3 separate regions of the Mus musculus genome follow, and regions 2 and 3 are each linked to region 1. A link is a loop called in an ENCODE intact Hi-C map of the cell type or tissue named here. Cell type or tissue: heart. All regions are shown on one strand.

What was found. Hi-C counts contacts between places; a loop is a spot of excess contacts. Peaks named below come from ENCODE experiments on the same cell type or tissue, not always from the same donor. Only the 100,000 strongest peaks of a DNase experiment are listed, where the experiment ranks them.
Region 2: it touches region 1 in a loop (2.2-fold over the local background); 2 of 42 quality-filtered maps call a loop at or near these places.
Region 3: a loop joins it to region 1, with 2.0 times the contacts of the local background. A loop is called at or near these places in 2 of 42 quality-filtered maps.

Annotation. Positions count from the first base shown.
Region 1 is chr5:151,365,357-151,373,356 of GRCm38, reverse strand. 1700028E10Rik (RIKEN cDNA 1700028E10 gene) reads right to left here and starts at 4,682. Exons shown (of 4, transcript NR_045700.1): 1 at 4,501-4,682. It also overlaps a transcript of Stard13 not described here. In heart, a CTCF peak has its summit at 4,575 (motif pointing right); a DNase peak (open chromatin) is centred at 4,686; H3K4me3 peaks cover 2,328 bases; H3K27ac peaks cover 2,307 bases.
Region 2 is chr5:151,288,273-151,296,272 of GRCm38, reverse strand. It overlaps a transcript of Stard13 not described here. Among named protein-coding and RNA genes, the nearest start is that of 5430435K18Rik, 40 kb to the right of the region's middle. In heart, a CTCF peak has its summit at 3,803 (motif pointing left); no DNase peak of the experiment used is centred here.
Region 3 is chr5:150,790,306-150,798,305 of GRCm38, reverse strand. It overlaps Pds5b (PDS5 cohesin associated factor B), which reads right to left. Exons shown (of 35, transcript NM_175310.6): 26 at 7,687-7,801; 27 at 6,060-6,192; 28 at 5,620-5,739; 29 at 4,695-4,757; 30 at 3,893-4,038; 31 at 1,636-1,735. Among named protein-coding and RNA genes, the nearest start is that of Gm36447, 21 kb to the left of the region's middle. In heart, no CTCF peak of the experiment used is centred here; no DNase peak of the experiment used is centred here.

The sequences.
Region 1 (8,000 bases):
CAAATTATTTTGTAATGTTAATTGTTCTAAAATTACAAAATGTAATGTATTTGTTGTATTCCTGTTTCATTATTATCTTAGCTGTGGTAGATTTAAAATACAGTGCCAAAGCCAGGCACTGTGGTAATGCACGCCTTTAATCCCAGGACTCTGTGAGTTCAAAGCCAGCCCAGACTACATAATGAATTCCAGGACAGCCAAGAAACTTGGCTCGAAAAAACCAACCAAACAAACAAACAACCATATTGTACCACATAACACAACATGTATTTAATGGCCAATTAAAACATTTTTGAAGAATAAGCTTTGGAGCCAGAAGCTGATGTGTATCTACCATCCCAACATTCTGTAGGCAGAGGCTCTGGAGCTGGGGCTAGCCTGGGCTACAACAGTAAGATCCTTTCTTAAAGGAAAAAAAGCAAAATATTATATGGTTCAATGTCTAATACAGCATATAGAAAATTCATTCTTTTTCTCCACAAAACATTGATGTTTTAGATATTTAAAGTACTGCTAAATATGGAATGGATTTTGCTGATTTGAAATAATTTCTCATGATTTCCCACAGAATTTCACTAACTCTATGAAGGATTCTGAAGGTCATTGTATCTTGTAAGCATTGCTGTTAATAGAAACAAGTTGATGACTTATTTCTAGCTTTAATACTATAATGTGACTCACAGATATTGTAAAGGTTTTCTTAAGGTTTACACTGCTGTTGCCATAATGAATATGATTCTCTTCTAAGATGTAGATATAAACAAAGTATATGCACCAGCAGTTTTAATGATCATCATCTCTTCAAAGTTCTACTTTTTTCTCTCTTCTTTTAGGGTCTCCATTAAGTTTATACCTGTAGTCATTTATCCAATGGTTCACTGAGATAGGTAATTTTTCATTCTATTCTGATTGCCCATCTGTAAGAGATGAACTGTGTTTGTTTCCAATTTGTATTATGTGTACTGTGCATGTGTGCATACACACCTCTAAATCAGTGTGTAAGCAACATGTGTGAGTGTGTATGTACCTGTATTCTTCATCTGAAACTCAACCTTGATTGGTATAGGCAATCTTCTACCTTTTTCAGTTAAGGCAGGATCTCTAAGTCAAAATCGGAGCTCACTGATTGGCTGGGCTCCCTAGACAGCTTATTTTGAGATTCCTTTCTCTATCTTCCCAGACTAGACGTGCCGGTGGGTCACCTCACCCACCTAGCCTTTATGTGGGTCCTGTGGATCCAAGCTACAGTCCTTCTGATTTAACCAGAGTCATCTTTAGAGACCCTATGGTGTTTAATATGGTAAACTACACTCGGGTCTAGGTAATGATGGTTTAAGATAAAAGGAACCCTCTCCTTCCCAAGCTGCTTTTACTGTGATATTTATCACAGCAATGGAAATCAGACCATAGCAGTCTGGCATGTGCCACTGCTGAATCTGGCAGATGGATACGTTTAATATTTTACAAAATGTATGGGATAAGTCTATCCATATAAAGTTTGGAAATCTTAAAATGTGATGATCACCAAACAGAAAAATGTACCATCTGCTTCAGTCTTCTCACTTTAGGGTCACAGGCCTGGAATCCCAGCATTCAGGAGGCTGAGACAGCAGAATCACAAGTTCAAGGATGACCTCTCAACCTCCCCCTAAAAAAAGCTACAATTTATTCATGTACTCAATTACATCAGCTAACACAGCATATAGCTTCCTACTAATCATGAGTAAAAAAAAAAAATCATTCTGAAAACACAGTAATAAATTTAATTCACCACAGGGGAACATAGCCATTAAGATGAACTCAGCAGTATTAATTCTGATTTATTTCCAAAAAACAGCTTGAAATGACAACTTCAATGCGATTTTTAAATGGACCAAAACAAAAGACCAGAGAGTCTGAGAGCCACTAAGCACATTATTAGACAGTGTGAAGTCAACAGTGTCCACTGAAAGTAACCAGAAAAATGATGAAAATCTCAGAAGAAAAAAAAAAAAAAAAAAAAAAAAGCTCATCCACACTGTGAGTCACACATAAACACAGGCACTGCCACCTAAAATAAAAATCTAAACAGCTGCACAGACCACTGACCATAGCACAGAATCGTTAAAACATTGGTGGATAAGCTTATTTTTTTCCTTTTTAAAAACTGCTTCCTTGTACAGATGTTCATTACACAAGAAAATTTAAGAAACATGAACTAAAGAAAAATGGAACCACAAAGAAATTAATATTAGAAATTACTTTTTAAAAATGCTTTTGGAGACATGATCCCCCTGCCTCTGTCTCCTGGGTGCTTAGCCTGCAGATGTGCTCCACCACACTGAGCCTGGAAACTTCAGTTCAAAGAAAGCCTGATGAAGAAGTCCTAATTTCTGTGTCAAATATCACCAAACAATATTGAAAGTAAATTTCAGTATCATTTCATATAATGCCTACTGACAAAATTACCCTGAATAAATGGTGATGTTAATAGCCATAGTAAATAAATATTCACTAACAACTATAATAAAGGACTCAAAATACAGCAAGTAATGTTAATGAACATGTATGTGCTCCATTTTTACAAGACTGGTTTAAAATGAAAAGGATGTGTGCTTTGTTTCATTAGTATGAATAGTTATTTGAAAATAGGTTAAGCCCCACGCTCTCCCCTGCTACCTCCCTCTGACCCTTTAAATGGCGACTCATTCAGGTTAGTGAGGAAAGAAGAGAGAGAGAGGGAAGGAGGGATCTCTGAATCTGAATTTTCCTCTATTTTGTTAGTAAAAACAATGGAGTTAGAACAGCCAATTTTGTTTTATCATTAGTTTATGTATATGCGTTTTTTGACTGCATATATGTCTGTATGCCATGTGCATGCCTGGTGCCATTGGAGACCAGACTTAGCCAAGCCATCTCTCTAGTGCCTTGTAATGGAAGTCTGAGTCATTATAAAAATACTATTTCACTTATCTTCACAGTTAGATACACTAACTTGTAATTAAAGGTAATACAGTCTTTATAGTACTCACTCACACTTCAGTAAACAATCTAACCTTTTTAGTACTAGAAAATCACTTTTAGGAGCAACATAGCTATGAACACGACAAGCCTATCTAGGAATATCTGTATTTCTATTGGGGACAAAGGGAATGGTTACAGAGAGCAATGCATTTTACTGATGGTTAGGGTCAAATGCCATTGTCAAACTCAGAATACAAAAACTTATTTACGCGCGCGCACATACACGCGCACACACACAAACAGAAAGCATTAAAGCATTCTGTACATTTTAAATGACACAGTAGGGGTAAAGGGCAATGACTTAGTGAAAAGAAGAAACTATAAAGAAGTTACAAAAGGAAAGGGATTTTTAAAATGTTACCTTCCTGGGTGTAAAAATTTAAATGTCTGTTGAAGTGATTTTTTGAGTTACTATTTTCAAGAAACTCTGAAGAACAGAGATGACATAATTGAGAAATTTTGTATACCTGGTGTTACAGCACCCTCTACAACAGAGTATATTATATGAACTTGCTTCCCGAATGTGTGACTGTACAAACTTTATGGTTTTAGCGCTTAGTTTGCTCCCTTGGCACCTGCTAGAAAGGCTACTAATCTGTCGGGTTAATGTGTCAAAACAGCAATAACAGCGAAGAGCTCTCCTGAACTCTTTAAACTATTCCAACTGTGGGCCTTAGTCACCTAGCTCTCCTTCCATATCACCTCTCCCAGTTCTAAACTCTAGTGAACTGGCCTCTTAAAAGCCTTCTGAACTCAAATGCATGCACAGGTAGGGAAAATACTGCTGTAGTGGGGGAGAAAGGTCCAGAGACAAGTGACCGCAGATCTCTGACTTCTAAGGGACATCTCACTGGCTCGCACTGTGCATCTTGATACACAATAACTCACAATAGCTAACAGTGCTCCAAGTGTATTACATCTGGACTTTTTTAAACATGAATTCTTTTAAGAGGAAAGTTATGTTCACTTTCTAGCTCTGGTGGAAACTCGTTTTCCCTTATCTAAAGGAAATACGGCATAACAGCCACAGCGTTAATTTCACAGTTCTGAGATGAACCTGGTGAGACTGTCTTGTTTTAAAAACCTATTATCATTCTTCTAATGTTTAATCCCCGATACTGCTCGTTTTCGCAACACCCCAGCTTAACAGACGTAATGGAGCAAAAGCTTTTCTCCAACACAGGCTAACGAAAGGCTACAAAGTAAAGCCTCCTCTCTGCAAAGCGGGACATGGAGGACCTCGGTCCACGCCGAGTGAAGAACCGAAGCACAGTGCCCAGAAAGGAGGAAACAAAAAAGGAGAGCCAGTGGGGCAGGAACTGTGTCGCCAGGACTTGAAAAGACGGGAAAAGGCCGGTTTCCTCCCGCGTGAGGTCCGTTCCCGCTCCAGACTCCAACCATTTCCGCTCAGGGTAACCGCAAAACCCTTCCCGCGCGGGAACTCGGTGGAGGAGGAGTCTTGGGTCCCGCCCTTCTGGCGGAGCGCATAAAGCCTACCCCGGCCGCCGCGGTGTCTCTGGAATGTTCTGAAGGGAGGAAGCGCGCCCCTCCGCAGTCCGGGGAACACTCGGCGCCAGATGGCGCTACCGCACCGAGAGCCAGAACCTGCGCCTCAAGGGAGCTGGGCTGAGACACCACCGGAAGTGAGGGCTCCGCGAGCCTCCTGGCCCGGATATCCAGCCTTCTAGCGTGTTCCCGCGCGGGGGCGGAGCTACAACCGGAACCGGACTGCGAACGCGGGGCCTCGTGGCGGAAGAGCCAGGAGGGGCCTTGGAGGCGGTAACTTCCGCTGCGCGCGCCTGGTCTGGGCGTGCACGCGAGGGGCGGGGCCTCCGCGCGGGCGCGCGAGCGCTTGCGTACTAGGAGGGCGTTGTTGCGGGAGGCATGTGCTGATTTCTCCATCTTTGATCGCTTGCAGGCCTCGCCGGGCGGACATTAAACTGGTGTCTTAGCAGGTTTTTGTCTGTTTTGTTGCTTCCCTCTCACAGGAGTTGGTTTCTGGCTGTAAATTCAGTTTCTGGAAATCTCTGGAACGTTAGCGATGTACAAGGTAGTCTCGAGCTGCTTTCTCGCCATTGATTCCCAGCCAGTGTCAGTCCTTGCATCGTTACCCACTCGAGGCTACCCGTGACAGCTAATGGCATCTAAGGATTTGGAAAGGCTTATATTACGGACTTTTAAAGCGCTTAATTTGAGCTTTACCCTTTATTTTTGTCAGGATATTGGCACTCTGCATTCTGCGGTGTGGCTTTGCACAGAACCGTTTGTTGAGGGTTTGAACGCTGCCAGGGGAAAACTCCGCCCCTTTCCCACGTTGGCTGTGTCTGATCCAAACCCATTTTTAAGTAGCTGGACAGTACTTTACCCTGGTACATGGGCTTTGTTTTTATTTTAGTTGTATCGTGAGGACTATGAACTTGTATTGCAGAAAGTATTAGTGTCCACCTTTAAATATACATAACACTTTCGGCTGAAAGACAGTTTCCCAAAGCTCCCGAGTTTCCCAGGAATGTCTTCAGCTTTTGGTAGATGCTTTTAGGAATTTCAGAGGTCCTTGCTGTCAAAGATTTAAATAAAGTCAAACATAAAAAAGTAACAAAACATGCACGCTCGCACACACACTCACAAACACACAATTTTGTGTTGGCCAGTTACTTCTGGGCATGGGGCCTTCCCAGAAGTGTGGTTGATACTCCATAGGGGAAAATTGATTTTACCTTTCCCAGTATTATCAGTTATCAGTTGTACATGCCTTTTGGTTAGGAATGGAACTTTGTAATCTCTAACCCCTAGTTTGTACTGTTTTTTTTTTTTTCCCCCTTGCTTGAACCTGTTGTGAATGAAAACTCCTGGGGGTGGGGGGCCGGGTGTGGCAGAGACTGATTAGAATTTTAGTGCTGTAGCAAAATTGGAATGTTGCAGGTCCAGAGTTTAACTACCTTATCTTAGTCTAGTTTTAGTCTCCTATGTACTCCAACTGCCATTCCTTAGTCAGCTTTGTGTCAGAACTAAAATCCCATGAGAGATTTTTAAAAAGAATGAAATCTGTTGGCTGATACTAGCTTCTACCAACCTAAAAAACAAGAAAGTCATCAGATGAGACCTGTAAGAAAACCTGCCCCATCTTCCTGAATTGCCTTTATGGTATTCCCACAGATGTGTTTTACATGTCTCGATTCATTATTTTCTCTGTTCTGTAAAACTAAAACTGCTTCCATGTAGGAGCATAAAATTTGTGTTCCTGGGCCATGGTCACTAAAAATGGATCCTAAATAGACTATCTTTTATTCCCTTTAAGATGAGCACTCTTTTCTGCTTTGACTCTGTAGGTAATGTGTGTGTTGTCACAGTCTCTGTGAGTTTATACACATATCAGCCTTGGTGTGTCTGCATGATGCTATTTTTTTTTAAATGCTCTTTAAAGTGAGCTAATGGAGTAGAAACGTTAAGGTAGAAATTGCACAGGTGTGGCATCATGAGTGGAGAAAAGTGGATGATCTGCTGTAGGCAAATGAGAACCTGGTAACTCTGCCTTCATTTTCTATGCCTGTATCTTCCTCCTCCTCCTCCTCCTTACCATCATCATCATCATCATACTCATTCTCATCCTCCTGTCCTTTTTTTCCTGCGAGTCAGACTCCTGCTTAACTCTACAATAACATGCTACTCTGGCACCCAAGGAGAATCTGCTTACCCTGTCTCACTATTTTCATTTGAATGGTGCCATGTTACATTTATGTAAGGGCCAAGTAGAAAATATGGGCAGCATTGTAGGTCACTCAGAATAGGTCAGAAATAGGAAAAGGTTGAGACCGTATGCCCGAGGGAAGCTATACTCGATTTTCAAAATCTTCATTACGTGGAGACTACCCCTGATAGATCTGAAGAGAGATTGACTTGACCTCATGTCAGTGGTCTCCTAGAACCCATATAATTTCCAGCTTTCTGCACTTCACACTTTAATTCAATAAACCTTGACAATGCATGGCTCTGTTAAATGCTAAACATGACCCTAAAGGGCTAGGATGAAAAGCATTGGGGAAGTGACTTGCCCTAAATTAACTTGTCCATTTTATCAAAAACTATCCCAAGCATATCCTCCATAACTTTGTCATCCATATTATTCATGTATTCGACTTGGTAGTGTTTGTCCTCTTGCTAATATTTATTTCATGCTGAAATAATTTTTTGAAACCTAAAGTAAAGTCTACTATCATAGAACAAAATGAAATTTGATTGTTTAACCCACAGCAAAACATAATAGGAAGAAGCTCCAAGATAGCATCTTCATGGGCAATTACATTATTGACAAACTAGAGCTGTGTAATGTGCAGTTCCACACACATTAAAAGTAGCAAAAGAGACTGGAAGTCTGTGGTGTTCATGATGAATCACACAATTACAGGTACTGATGGATTGACAGTCATCCAATTTTAGGAGAAAATTTTGTTTTTTATTTTTATTGTATGTGTACAGCTGTTTTGCCTGCATTGCATGTACATGTTTACCACATGTATGCCCAATGACCTTGGAGGCTGGAAGAAGACAGCAGATCCCCTGAAACTGGTGTTATAGATGTTTGTAAGCTGCCTTATAGGTGCTGGAAATTGAACCTGGGACCTCTGGAAGAACAGCTAGTGCTCTTAATGACAGAGCCATATCTTCAGTGCCTTCTTTAAAGAGGTAAAACAGGCTATATTTCAGTTGTGTGTCCATTGAAAAAAACTGCTGAATTTTTATTGTGAACATCTAGAATTGCCCTAGCCCAAATGAAAAAAGTTAAAGCTCCTTAAATACCAGAAACTTGGTGTCAGCTCTGACCATGCCAACCCTAGTGTCCATTTCATCCCTCCCTCACCAAGGAGACATGTTAATTATGCAATGAGTGTGGCCTGAGTAATGGACACCATTCTCAGATCCATAGGACATGCCCAATAAGAAGGCATGTTTCAGAATCAAAACCCCAACTTTCCTTACTTGGTAGTTTGTTTTTAATT
Region 2 (8,000 bases), 77 kb after region 1:
GATTTATCTCAGTGTTCTTTTAATACAGACTGCTCTCTATTTTAATTTAGCAGTAGATATGTATTAAGATTTGTGTTAGTTTAGACTTTTAATATTCACTTATATGTATGAATGTTTTGCCTGCGTGGATGTCTGTGTAGTCTATGTATCCAGTGCCTATGGCGATCAGAAGAGGAAATTAGAAGCCCCTGAAACTGGAGTTACATGTGGCTGTGAGCTGCCATATGGGTGCTGGGAACTAAATCTGGGTCCTCTTCAAGAGCAGCCAGTGCTCTTAACCATGGAGCCATCTCTCTAGTTCCATATCAAGATAAATCTAACCCTAAGAACAATTGCATTTTAAATTCAGCCCCGGCACAAAGCAAATACTTAAATTGTTTTTCGTATTTATATTGTGTTTGAACATGGGTTTAGAATCACTGTGGCTTTAGGTATTACAAAATGAAACACCCTTAGGAGGATTTCACCAAATGAGGCTAGTGGCTCCTACCATTCCTTCACAGAATTCAGGACTAATCAAGCAGGAAATGAGACCACTCAAGCGTGTTCCACACCACTGGGGGTCTTTAGGAAGAAGCAAATTGACTGTCACCATTTCAGGACGTTATACGTGAGGTGATTCTAACAGTTACTTACAAATTTCCCATGAGGATAGTCCAGTAACTGTAGGTTTCATAAATCTCTCATTGGACGTGTATGTATACCCCCCCCACACACACACACACCTTGGCAACAGAAACACTGTGCCAGGCACAATGTGTATTTCCATATGCTGAGTAATCACTCGGATATTTACTGATTTAAATACCTCCAAAAAATAACCCATTGGTGGTCTGGAGAAAGGTAATTTTTAAAAAGATTTATTTATTGTATTTATGAGTACACTGTTGCTCTCTTCAGACACACCAGAAAAGGGCATTGGATCTCATTACAGATGGTTGTGAGCCACCATGTGGTTGCTGGGAATTGAACTCACAACCTTTGGAAGAGCAGCCAGCATGATTAACCGCTGAGCCATCCCTCCAGCCCAAGAAAAGTAATCTTATTCTAGTGGCCCCAGCAGATATCTGGCATCATCATCTACTCTGCTCCAAGAGGTGGCTTCATTCATGTTCATAGGGCTGATTACAGTCTCCCAGTAATCAGATGTAGATGACTAAGTATCCCCCTCAAGACGATTGGTACCTTTTTGGATGCTCAGAAGCACATTTAGACTATAATATTCACAGATGATTTACTCTGGTTCTAAGAAGTTTCTAGTCTGTAATTTGGGTTTCTAGGTAGAGGAGTCTGAAGTAGGATTCAGTAGAAGAAGTGGCTATAGATTGCACATTCTCAGTAAGGTTTTGTTTTGTTTTGTCATGAAATTCACCATCTTACTCATTTAAAATAGATGCCCAATGATGTCACAACATCACCTACACTCATGTTGCTGTGTTGCCGTCAACACTCTTCAACTTTGGACTCCTTTTACCCAGTAACACCTCCTCCAAATCTTTGAAATGAACATCATGTTATAAATATGGTGATACACACATAAAGAAAGTATTGCTAAAATGTCTTCCTGGGGGGAGACATAAGCAATGTCTACCCCTCTTCCTAAGGTCCCAGCAACAAACTCAGGCGTGATTGAGCCAAAGTTTACTTGGGGAGAACCAAGGAGTGATTGGGCTTCCTTACAGAGCTCAGATGAGAAGTGGCTATCTCCCCCAACATCAGGCTGCCCCTGGAAAGCTTTTACCCAGAAGAGGTGAAGGCTTCCTCATAGCTTCATAAATGGAGTCTCTTCCCCTAGTCTTCCCCAACAAATATACTCGAGCCCTTCTCCTAGGTGATGTGCAATTGAGGCAGAGTTGCATACAACAAAAGGTAGGGATGCTGGATGCTCTCGTGAGGGTCTTATGACCCTCCCCTCTCCAGCCCTCATCATAGAGTCAGCCGGATCATCTGGAACGATCCTTTTAAAGATGAATTCCCAAGATGCTTGGCCCAGAGGCTCCTCAGTCACAACAGAAGTTCATGTTGGGCACTATATATATGATTGCTTTAGAATTAACATACGGTACACTTATTCTCACAACCATCTTTTTTATATTAGAAATTCATCTTCTTATAACAACCTTCAGAGGTTATTGCATCAGTTACCACAGTTTTAAATGTCTCCCAGATATTTAAACTGTAGCATAGGCTTAGATTTTTCTAAACCTACTTTGTTTAGTGTTCTTGGATGCTTCAACCTCCGTTCTAGCCCACCAATCAAAGGTAGGGGAGAAAGATGGTTGATAGGACGGAAGGGGCTAGTGGATATGATTAGAAGTAGTTCCTTGGGGCAATTTCAATCTTCGTTGTCAGGATATCAGCAGTCCAGATCAATAGAATACACCAAACATGAATCAGTAGCAGCGGCTCAATTCAGCAGAAACTGCAAGGCTTCAAATTGGCATGAGTCGGCAGAAGCAGCAGGAATCAATGAGAATACCATGAGACATTCTTTGGCATGTTTCTCTCTGTGAAATCAAAACAAGCAAAGGTCAGTGAAGACCAGAAGAACATTGCATAGCTGGAGAAGACCAGAGTTTGTTGCAAGGCATAGCAATGCAAGAGCAACCCCTCACTGTATATGAGGTTCCATTTATACTCTTTCCAAATACCAGGTTGCCCTCTCAAGCATCCACTCCAGCAAAACATCCTCTCACAAGACAGCTTCTAGAAAAACATCACGTGACACAACTGAGTTTCCAAAGAAACCAGAAATTTCCACTTCACTGTAGTAGTGCTTTTCAGGAATTTTTTTTTTGAATACTTGATTTTGACTATTTTAAGTTGCATGTTTCTTATCATGGTGCTTTATATTCACTACGTATACATTTATAGATGAGTATGTGCAGTTTATAACCCATGTGCCATCCCTCATCCTTTATTTCTTTTCTTTCTCTATTTTTTAAAGTGTCTTATAACTCAGCCTGCAGGAATTCACAATGTGGTTCAGACAGACCTTGAACTCAAGATTTTCTGCCTCAACCTCCAGAGTGTCTAACTACAGGCCTGTGTCACTATGCTGTGTACCTTCAAAAGAAATAGGCAATGTTTAAGACAAAATTATACTTAACCATATATATCGGCTGGTTTTGTGTGTCAACTTGACACAAGCTGGAGTTATCACAGAGAAAGGAGCCTCCCTTGAGGAAAAGCCTCCATGAGATCCAGCTGTAAGGCATTTTCTCAATTAGTGATCAAGGGTGGAGGGCCCATAGTGGGTGGTGCCATCCCTGGGATGGTGGTCCTGGGTTCTATAAGAAAGCAAGCTGAGCAAGCCAGGGGAAGCAAGCCAGTAAGTAACATCGTCCATGGCCTCTGCATCAGCTCCTGCTTCCTGACCTGCTTGAGTTCCAGTCCTGACTTCCTTTGCTGATGAATAGCAATGTGGAAGTGTAAACTGAATAAACCCTTTCCTCCCCAATATGCTTCTTGGTCATGATGTTTGTGTAGGAATAGAAACCCTGACTAAGACACCAAACATTTGCCAAATATTATGATTTTTCAGGAAATCTTTTTTTTTTTTTCAACTAGATTGCACTGGTTTGTTTAGGAATTAAGCAATCTGAATAGATTCTCCATTTTGTATCAAACATATCATTATTAGCATATGTACTCTTTAACACTTCACCTGGAGTGATGGCTCAGAGATTAAGAGCTCTAGTTGCTCTGGCAGAGAATCTGGGTTCAATTTCCAGCACTCACATGGTGGCTCAAGTCTGCCTGCAACTCCAGTTCTCAGGATATGATGCCCTCTTCTGGCCACTGTGGGTACTGCATGCATAGGGAACAGATGCACACGTGGGAAAGGGGCATAAAATTAAAAATAGATTTTTTAAAATAAATGAAGTCAGCCCATTAGAGGACACAAGGAGAGAGGGACTCATCAAGAAAATAACAAGGAACAGTCAGAGAGGTAGAAAACACACAACAATTACAGAGTAGAGGCCAAGAAGCCCAAGGATTAGATTTCGTACAGAAGGAAGGTTTGGGGGTGGGGAATTGGTGGGGGAGGGAGAGGGCCTGCACTGGTTCTTGTGCATTACCGGAGAGTGATGCGGAACTTAGACTGAGACTGGATTTAGCGCTGACAGGATTTTGGTCCCACAGGGCAATGAAGTAGCAAACAGAACTAGAATTCAATTTTCTTTTCAATTACTAAAGTGGCAAACAGAATTATGCAAATCCTTACACAAGTTGTAGAAAAATAAACTAAATACGTCTCCCCGGCAAACGAGTCTTTTAATTACCTTCACAATGCTGAGATGTGTGGACTCTAAAATAATTTAAGAAGGATGTTCCAGTCAACCTTTTAATCTTATTTCAGAAGGCCATTTGATGCTTATTTTGAACCTGATACTTTTTTGTTTGTTTCAAATTTGGTTTTTAATTTTATAAAATCTGCACAATTTTGAGATATTAAAAGAGTTGTAATTTTCTTTGACAGGTGCTCTCTGACAGCCAAAGCAAAGAAAGAGAAGGTAAGGGACCTTAATGGACTGTTTTTCTATTTATTCTGTTGTTATTGTCTGAAATGCTATTCAATGAGAATCTGGTCAAGTCGTGGTAATTTAAGCACACTGTGAGTGTTGGGATTGCTGGTGGGAATCAGATGGTCATGGGATGGAATAGAGATGTGCCCCATCTCTCAGACACTGGGTCAGTTCACCTTGTTTTTCTCTAGTCCTTGTGCTGCTGGAATAACAGTTAACCCCTACCTTGTAACATTGGTTCCACACAGAAAGGAAGTGCTTTATACAGCTAGCTGTTATCCTGAAATGCACACTACAGATTAAGAATTGTGTTTAGACATTTGTGCAAAGGAAAGGAAAAAAGAAAAAAGAAAAGAAAAGAAAGAAGCCATCTCAAGAACGAGGCATGTATGAGAGTGGAAGGGTGGGAGCCGTTCTTTGTGTGGGTTTTGCACTGGAGATGCTCTCGTGTAAATCCACATATCCCACCTTAGCCTATTGAATTTCTCTTCTTGATGACTTGGTGAGAGAAGAGCTCATCCCTCTCTGGTCAATGCTTAGCCCAACGTCCCAGGGGCTCTTTCTTTCCTCTTGGTTTGGGTAGTTGTTACAGATGCAGCGTTCTGAAAGCCTGGCTCGTTGGTCTGTATCTAACACGCTCATTTACGATCTTACATGGGAAAAAAAAAGTAGCTCAGGTGAATCCACTGTGAACATTTCTCACTCTCTAAGTTTATAGTTTCTAGACTGAGTATGGGAAGGAAACTCCTCTGAGATTTTTATCACAGAAGAGTGATTTTTGAAATAACCATGCCAAATAATCCTATATAGTAGATGTCTAGTCGGTAAACACAGTTATTTTTACTTCCACCTACTCATTTTTTTCATCATCTACTGACAACCAATTTTAGCTCTTGTGGTGTTCTGAGTATGCTTGGCCCATGGGAAGTGGCACTCTTTTTGTTGTTGTTGTTGTTGTTGTTTTTTGAAGTGGCACTCTTAAGAGGTGCATCTTGTTGGGATACGTGTGGCCTTGTTGAAGGAGGTATGGCCTTGTTAGAGGAGGTGTGGCCTTGTTGGAGGAGGTGTGGCCTTGTTGGAGGAGGTGTGGCCTTGTTGAAGGAGGTGTGGCCTTGTTGAAGGAGGTGTGTCACTGTGGACAAGGCTTCGAGGCCTCCTATGCTCATGATCCAGCCACCTAGTACTGAAGACAGTTTCCTCCTGCCTGCCTTGGGATCAGGAGGCAGAACTCTCACCACCTGCTCCAGCACCATGTCTGCCTGCACACTGCTGTGCTTCCTGCTATGACAATGGACTGAACCTTTGAACTGTAAGCCAGCCCCAATTAAATGTTGTCCTTTATAAGATTTGTCTATGCCAAGGTATCTCTTCACTACAATGAAACCCCAAGACAGCTCTATAGTCACAAACTCAAGATCTCTGCTTCAGTTCTTTTAAGTATCAAGTTAAATAAAATAGGCATTGTTTCAGGGAAAGAAAAGACCTTTGGAAGTCCCTGAAAGGAGGTAACAGAAAGAGAATCAGAAGCCTGGTTCGTCTCCCCAGCCTGTGACTTTACATTTCAGTTACTCACAGTCTGTGTTAATCTGATATTATTATATGGGACAATGCATAACCAAGTGTTTGCGAGTTTGGAACCATACACAGTTGTGAGTTGTAAGATGATCTGTTGTGTGTCTCTACACTGGGGCTAAATTGTGGGTCATTCTTTTGTCCTTTGAATCTATGGTACACAATACCCTTATGTTAGTCACTTAGTAGCTTTCTCAACCATCAGTTTGATCGTCAGGGCATTAGAGCACTTGGGGTCACAGAACCATAATTTCCCTCCATAACGGCTGTACTGGCTGGTTTTGTGTGTCAACTTGACACAAGCTGGAGTTATCTCAGAGAAAGGAGCCTCCCTTGAGGAAATGCCTCCATGAAATCCAGTTGTAAGGCATTTTCTCAATTAGTGATCAAGGGTGGGAGGCCCCCTGGTAGGTGGTGCCATCCCTGGGCTGGTGATTCTGGGTTCTATAAGAAAGCAAGCTGAGCAAGCCAAGGAAAGCAAGCCAATAAGTAAAATCCCTCCAAGGCCTCTGCATCAGCTCCTGCTTCCTGACCTGCTTGAGTTCCAGTCCTGACTTCCTTTGCTGATGAACAGCAATGTGGAAGTGTAAGCTGAATAAACCCTTTCCTCCCCAATATGCTTCTTGGTCATGATGCTTGTGTAGGAATAGAAACCCTGACTAAGACAATGGCCAAACATCATATAATAACAGCAGCAATTTTACTCTAACATACTGGCATAATTGTTGAACTTTATCACTACCCATTACTATTAATCTCACTGTGTCTTCTGGTCAAATTAAGCTTTATTGCTGTTCTGGACATATAGAGACACACAACATATAGAGCATTGCACATAATCCATGATTTCAAGCAATTTCTGGTCTTAGATCATCTCTTTCCCTAAAATAAAAGGGGTCCTATGGGAGTTATATGCTTCTCTTCCAGCCCCTAGGAAATCTCTATGCTCAACTGCCAGGCAAAATAACTGGCTGGAACCTTACCAGGAAGGGTCTTCAGGGCGTGTGCTGGGCACAGCAGCTGCCCCACCAAAATCACCAAATGGAATCTGCTCCATCCATTGTGTGAAATGCCTTTCTGCCAAGTGTACGTTCTCATGTTTGAGTTTTAACTATGTTTAACCCTTGGCCACATGTTAGCTAAGAAGGAAACAGAAGACGTTCTCTGATAAAACAGGATGAAGTTCCAATAGCAAGTCTCATCCGCATAGAGAGAGTTGTGCTCCATCTCTCTCTCTCTCACTGACCAGAATTTAAGGATGCTTTTACTCCTGAGACACCGGAATGCACATCCTGGAGGCTTTTAAATACGGTTCTGAGGATAGCTTTTAAACTTGGTTCTGGAGATATTTTGTAACAAGAATTAGGCAGATATTTTTCTTTGTATCTTAAGCACATTTGGCCTGTTGCTGCTGAAGATGAGTCTTCACCATGCAGAGGCCCTGGCTGGGGAAGTGAAAAGTGGTTCGAGAGGGACCAGAAACCCTGTGTGCTTTCCTAACCGGGGAAGCATCTGTGGGGTGGTCCTGCCATGGAGGAACGGCCCCGGTGAGATGTAAGAGTATATTTTAGGTAGCTCGTATGTGGCTCAGTCTGGTAAAATTTAAATCTTTTAGCTGTTTAACCAAGCACCCATTTAGTGTATCATTTGGAAGAGGAGATGAGGATGAAGCAAGAAACACAACAAATAAATATTGGGGTACAAAAAACTGTTGGCGAACAATGTCTAGGGACAATTTTTGTCCACATTTAAGTCAAACAAGAATTTCTGAATTCTATCTAAAATTCCCAAATACACCAAGTTCCAAGCTTATTTAAATAAAGTTTTACTCACTCTTTACGTTTATCTTTTATAATAGATTATTCCTAAATTAATCTTGATGGGCATTCTTCCTTGCTG
Region 3 (8,000 bases), 580 kb after region 1:
CTGTTGAAGACTGTGTACCCAGCTTGTCTCTCAGAATCACAGAGATTACTGTCAAAAACAGAGTCCATCAGATGTAGCAAAATCACCAGAGAGACACATATGCATAAACACATACCATACACATACACCACATATATGGTTTTCCTTCTTCTTTGATCCTGAAGATCAAACCTGGATAAGCAAACTACAACCCTAGCCTTGCTTGTTTGGGTTTGTTGTTGCTGCTGTTTAGTTTTTTTCTTGACAACAGCCTCCTTGTGTATAGCATTCAGGCGAGCCTTGAACTTACTATAAAGCCAAGACTATCCTCAAAATTATTAACACTCTCGTTTGTGCTACAAAAAGAACATCACGAACTTGTCAATTATTCCAAGTTTAAGTATGATTACAACAATAAAGGAATTTCTTGACTAAGTAGAACTAAAAAATGTAAATATTTTTACTATCTTAAAGATTCTCTTCAAAAAACCTAGCAATAGAACTCCTTTCTGTTCTTGATGCTACATTTTTCTTAGTTATCAATTTTTAATGCTCCTTGTGTAAACCCTTCAAGCGTGCCGTGAGTGTTTTGTCTGCATGCGCTAGCTGTGCACCACACGTCTGGTGCCTGTGGAGGTCAGAAGGGGGCTCTGGATGCCCAGGTATGGGGTTAAAGACAGTGATGAGAATCAAACCTCGGTCCTCTGAAGAACCAAGTGCTGTTAACTGCTGAGCCATCTCTCCAGCCCACTGGGGAAAACTTCTGACCAGCAGTTGACTAATGAAGAGTCAGTAAAAATGTTAATTATAAAATGGAAAGAACAACTGGGCTAGCTAGATAAACTGAAGAAACTTGAAAATAACTGAAATATGCCAGTGGGAGACAAAAAGGGGAAACAAGATTCCAAAGAAAGCAATGGTAATTATATTTTATTGAAAATTCTCACCTCTGTTTCTCAGTTAGAGTCAACCATATTTACTTTATGGTAGCTATTGCTCAAAGCATGAATCACTGTAACAATGAGACAGCATCAACAATTTACTTGGGCTAACACATTTACTCAGTTAATGAATAATAATTAATTATTATTAGGCTGGCAAGCCTAAACTATCCAGTTTAAAGACAAGAAAACAGATTCAGAAAGCCCCATCAGTCACTCAAAAGAAACCTTCAGAGCTCAACTGGGAGTCCAAACAGGCCCAGTTACCAAATCCACAGGGCTGTACTGGAATATGAAATCTGTATCTCAGTGAATCTTCACCAAATTTGTCTTCAAGTAATATTTACAAATGATAGCTATCATAGAAGCTATTTCTGTTAATATTAAAAACTTAAAAGGGACATTCTAACAGGAGGAGGGACACTTTGGGGCCTGCTTTCCATTCTCTCTTCCTAAAGCCATGTCTAAAAAACTGTTAAAAGAAGAAAAAGCGAAGGCAAACAATTCTGAGTACGGAACTGATATGTCTGACTTTAAAGATGGAGAGTTAAGGTTATTTACTTGAAGATAAGAATCACATAAACTTAAAACAAAGAATATGAATAACATGACAGATTTAATAGCAATTATAACTACCAGGCTAAAGAGCAAAAATGACTAAAACTATTACAATTAAGAGCCTCATCACACGGCCAACCAAGCATCTCACCCTTACAAGATCAGGGTCTTCTCTCTTGTCACTTTTTTTTCCTGGCAAAGGTGAAGACATTGTATAATCTTCATTTTCACTGTGATCCATTTCAGAGCTATCAAGCCTTTGAATAGAGACATATGTAGTTATTTCTACAATCAGATATCCTTAAAAGTCTTTTTTTGATTGTTTCATTGTATAGCTTTATAACTTCAAAAGCAGACTTCATTCATTTTAAGGGTAATTTATCTCTATCATATCTTGCACCAAATCAGTAAGCAATGTAGGTCATTTAATAAATTAAGGAAATAAATAATACATTCATTTTACAATATGATGTTTTAAAAACCAGGTTTCATTTTGAAGCAGAGCATGAAAATTAAACCCTGTTGTTAGTGTGTCCAGCTGGACTCCATGCACCTTGCCCTGCCCTGTCCATCCTTGCTCCTATTTCATCTTTACTTCTTCTGAAGCTGTAACACACAGTCAGTACATTCTTCTTCTTCCTCCTCCTCCTCCTTCTTCTTCTCCTCCTCCTCTTCTTCTTTCTTCTTCCTTCTCCTCCTCCCTCCCTCCCTCCTTCCTTTCCTCCTCCTCCTCCTCCTCTTCTTCTTCTTTTCATGTATGTGGGCACATTGTCACTGTCTTCAGACACATTAGAGGGCATCAGATCCCATTTCAGATGGTTGTGAGCCACCATGTGGTTGCTGGGAATTGAACTCAGGACCTCTGGAGGAGCAGTCAGTGCTCCTAACCTGAGCCATCTCTCAAGCCCCGTCAGTACATTTCTTATTTGACTTCTTCCTCCTTTTACCACACAAACACTGTTTTTTTTTTTGGGGGGGGGGCAGTTTTACTTAGTAAGCAACCCTGTGTGCGGCCGAGAGCAGGCTTGTTGAATGGGATCACTGCACATGCTCTCACGCTCTTAGGAAGCTTCAGTCTGTATCATCCTTGCCTACTTATTTTTCAAGCTTTTTACTGGATATGATGACTCACATCTTCAATCTCAGAACTCAGGAGACAGAGGCAGGAGGATTTCTGTGAGCTCAAGATCAGCCTGGTCTATACAGCAAGTTCAAGAACAGCAAGGGCGGGCTGGCGAGATGGCTCAGTGGTTAAGAGAGCTGACTGCTCTCCCGAAGGTCCCGAGTTCAAATCCCAGCAACCACATGGTGGCTCACAAACCATCCGTAACGAAATCTGATGTCCTCTTCTGGAGTATCTAAGGACCACTACAGTGTACTTACATATAATAAATAAATAAGTCTTTAAAAAAAATAAATAATTTGAAAGCCGGGCGTGGTGGCACTTGCCTTTAAAAAAAAAAAAAAAAAAAAAGAACAGCCAGGGCTATAGAGAGAGACCTTGTCTCAAAACAAACAAATCTGTTTACATACTATTGAATTCCTAAATCTCAAGCTCTAGGCAACAAGAGGATGCATTTTACAAGTTAAAAAAAAAAAATCCTTGTTAAAACTACTTTTAAAACCAAGTTTATACTATATATACTAAAAGGAAATTCAAATAATGTCAAACATTATAAAATACATAACCATATTAAGTTATTATGAACACTGTTAAGATGCTGTATGTTTTTCCGAAAAGTTCCTACTGAGTGCAACCCACTATGACTTACAAAGCTATTCCCAAGTAAAGGCGCCCTGCAACACTGCAGTCTACACAATTAAGTCTCACTTGTTCACTCCCATGGGAGTAAAGATCTCATTGTGTAAAAAATGACACAAAAAGAAAAACAAACTCCTCATGTTTCATTTACTGTCTGTGTACACATTCACTCAAGCACTGAAATATATTGGACATCCCCTCAACTGCCTATGTATGAGTGCTTTGTTTGCATGTATGTCTATGCACCACATACATGCAATGCCTGCAGAGGCCAGGAAAGGGTGTCAGAAACCCTGAAACCGTGTTTTGAGGGCTGCGAGCTCCTGAGAATCAAACCTGGAAGAATGGCCAGTGCTCGTAATTACTGAGGCATTTCTCCAGTCCCTGATCTCATTCTATTTCATGATTTAGGTATTCCAAGGTATGAATGAGTCGTGAGAGAACAACTAACTGTACAACTGGTCAACTATGAGTATGTGCTAGCAGCGATTATTCCAGTAAGCTTGTATATGGAAAGCCAGGTGTTAGTTGTCAGTAACTACCAATTCATCTTTATTCACTGCCATCAAACACTTATGTTTGTATAATTTTAGACCTTGCAGCCTTGTTGGAATCAAATATAAACCATGACATCGCGTGTGTGTGAACTTGCCTCCCCTTGATCCTTCCAGGAGAGCTTGGGTTGGAGCTGCTGCTTGCGTTGCTCACAGTTTCCATTCTTGATGATTTGGTCTGAGACTGTTTGCCTGCTGATGAAAGTGGCTTATTAACTGCTCCGAGAACATTGGCTGTTTTAGGCTGAAAAGAGAAATACGTGACTCTTCCTCTTCAGTCAACATGTCAAGAACTCTAAGCAACAGCTTCAATGTGTCACACACAAATCACAAAAGTTTATCTTGCCCTCAGCAAAATAAAGACAATAAATTGGGTATCACTGCCTACATTAAAAACGTGTGGCAGTGCAGGCCTATGCTTCCAGCACTGAGGAAGCCGAGGTAAGAGGACTGCAAATGCAAAGTGAGCCTGGGCTACCTAGCAAGGGAGCTTCAGAACAGACAGACAGCAAGCCCGAGACACAACAGAGCAACTGAGTTTTTGTTACTGGGAGGAAAAGATTTCCATAGATTAAGACAATAAATAAAATATAGACCAGTCATGAAAACAGAGCCTTGTTATATGGAAGGGTGTAAGACACCTTTTAAAAGATTTTTATCTAGATTGGTATAAAGAGTCTAAAGGATAAAGGTCCTCATAGTTTTGCTGTAAGCACAACTTAGCTGGCATCTACATAGTAACACAATTAATTTTCAAACCTACAAATGGAAAACAGCTAATTATGTATTTCCTACCTTGAGACATTAAAAATTCTTAAAGAAGTAAAGTAACATACTTAGGTCAATAATCACACTAAAATTAACTACCACATAAATACTAAAACAATTCTCAAAACATACTTTTCCAGGAGTGAAAAATGATTTCATTTCTGGAGGCAGGTAATTTTTGGTGTTACTAAAATTCTGTAAGCAAAGAGAAAAAGCAGTCAGTGGGCTCTAGAATAGCTCCTGTGAGAAACAAAAGCCAACCGAGTACACGAGAGCTTTTACTTTTAAGTTCATATTTATTTAAACTATTAGTTCAAACAGGAAACTTCAGGCAGTGGTTCTAACAGACCAACCTCACAGCAATCCCAGTGTCATTGTGCCAGACAATATCGACTCCTGCACAGCACGCAAGACACTAAGCCACACAGACCCTTGCTATGCTGCTCATATCAAAGAGAGTTGTGTAAAAAAGAGACAAGCCCTTTAATAACTTGAGGTCATTTTAAATCCAGACATGCTGCCAAGATCCAAATTGGTATACTGCTTTCAACACAGAGAAGACAATGGTGCTTCCTAAGTTCTGTAATTCAATAAGCTCAGAGAAGAGTCTCTGTGAGGGCCTATGTGACGCCGTCTTGGGGTGCGGTTATGACTATCCTTGTATAGCTCCCAGAGCCTTGGGCCTACCCCAGTGTCTACACTCTGTGTTTTTTCACACCACCCGATCAAGGGTTTGCAGCTTCAGACACTATATATCAGCATTCCAACTCTTATTCTGAATCAAAGACTATTAACTCAAAATACTCTGGCAAACTTTTGCCTGTGCTCTCAGCATAGCTTTAGACTTTGAAACAAGCTCTGGATCTTCCTATCTTCAGTATCTAACCCCTCCGAGCCGCCACTCTGGTTCACATGTGGTCACAGTCACATCTCTGAGCCTGATACCTCTTCCTGCTATTCCAGCAGCTCTTACTACTGACCCTTCTTGTCTTCCCACAGCCCAATGGTAAGCACATATGCCATATCAACTCCCACCAACAGAGTCTAAAGTAATGACCTTGTCAGGCTGGGTGAAAAACCGAGCTGGCAGCACGGGGTCCTTAGGAGACTCCAGGCTGTACGTGGTGCTCTTGGACATGATGATGTTCATGGCAACATCACACACGGTGTACAATTTCTGCAATGGTATTGTTTTAGTTAGTTATTAAGACTGGCATCTTAGACTCAGGTGTAATTCTAGAACATGTATTTAGACTAACAATAAAGTAATGAAAGAAAACTTCTAGATAAATATTGTGGCTTATATTAGTACAACATCAGTATGATTCAGTATTAGAATTACTAGTAAATTAACACTAGTTTTGGTATAATAATTTTGCACTAGCAATCCCAGTTATCTCTAATAGAAAAATAATGTTTATAAACATTGAAGTATATTCTACACTTAAAATATTTAAACCAGCATGACATCAGAATTACTTATCATGAATTACATACTTCATTCATTTTTGTATCATCTGGTCCTTGAGCATCTTTTGTCTGTTTAATATTTTCTACCATTTTTCTGATAAATGCATGGCTGTTGTTTTCATTTTTAGCCATCAATATCTCCAGAACAAACCAAAGGCATCTAAGAACACAAGAACAAAGAAGATACTAAGAAAAATCTTTTGTTAATACTGATACAATGATTTTTAATACTAACATAATGAACCGAGGCTATAATTCCAGAAGAGGAAAAAACTTAATAGAAGCAGCTACAAATCAAAGTGAAACTGCAGGGGAAAGCCAGTGTTACACATATACACCTCAGTAGGTCAACAACGCAGAGAAAAGCTCAGATTCTCAGCAAATTTCTGCATGAGAAAGGTTAAAAGAAACACAAGAAGGAAAGAACAAAACAATTTTAACTTCATTCTATGACAGTAAAGAAATACTGGCCATAATACAAGGAGGTGACTTAAGTCCTTAAGATCACAGTGCCTGAACCAGAGGTTAGAAACAATTAACAAATGAGAAAGAAAAGCATAGCGGACACCCTATGTCCTTACACACTGTCTTCACTTACTGAGGAAAATACCCCCTCTCCTGTAAGAAAGGAATGGAATTACAGTTGATATAGAAAGGGAACAATAACAGGAAGAAGAAATATGAAGCAAGATACTATTCTAGAAGAAAATGCAACAGCTAAGGTTGTACTCCATAAAATGAAAAACCTCAGGGCAGTCAAGAAAGGCAAAACTCTCAAGTACATTTTCTCAGATGAAGATGAGCAGCCAGCGTTTCCCATTACTGATAACCACTCTAATATAGAGAGTAGTATTTTAACAATAGGTATCTTAACAAATAAAAGAGGTAGATACTAGATCTCCCCTTGCCACAGTAAGCTAATGGTGAGAGAAGTTTTTATTTTCCTGCAAGATTTCAAATAACTAACTATATTTCCATGAAGCAAGAAACTGCCATACAAATCTTTTACTAGTATATCAACAGTATACAAAATTAACTGACTCAAAATCATAATAGTTACCTTTTATAACAACGAACTAACAGACCTGAGCCTCAAGTTCATTCTAATAATTATGCTGGTCTCAAAATATCTCTCAGTATCATGACATTCCCTATTCTGTTTCTACACAGACAACAACTCTTAATTAGAGAATGGCAATGAAGTTATAAGAATAGTTCCCTGGTTGTGGGTATGGCCCATTATGATGAAATTCTTCTTTCATTTTACAAAGACAGTCATTGCAAAGAAACATGCGCTTACTACCTGGGTGAGGACATTACCAAGTCACCTCACATGAAAACCTTCACTTTTAGTGGTAAATAAAAGATGAGAACTGAAGAGACAGTTTGAGTGGATTTCTTCAGTAGAAAAGTAATGCCACAGGTGCAGAGAAACAGAACTAAAGGTTAATAGTTTAAGTCACATTTTAGAAACTGGGTAAGAAATGCAGTGTACAGAGATGAAAAACAGACAGACGAGAGGCTAAAAAAGAACCATAGCAAAATGAAACATACAACAACTATAATTAAAACTAAAATTAATATCTCATTATCAGCAGTAAGGAAGTAAAAACAATTTTCAGAAAATAGGAAAATGGGATGAAAAAAGTCTTACTCTTTCACATCTTTAAGTTGTTCAATATCCTGTACTTTGACATAATCTGGGTCATGTGCCAAAAGGTGAATTGTATATGGAACAACATACTCTGGTAGAAGAGACAATAATTTTTCTGAAAAACAAAAAACAAAACAAAACAAAATAGACAAAAGCAAACAAAAACATCCAGGTTAGAAAGATCAAATCACACGCTCTTTTGTATATTTCCTACATCCCAGTGCCTTCCCACCACATGGCTGAAGAATACATTCAAACATCCTATGCTGAGAGACACGGTAAGCAGTTTAAAGTGCCTAGTTAGCACACTAGGT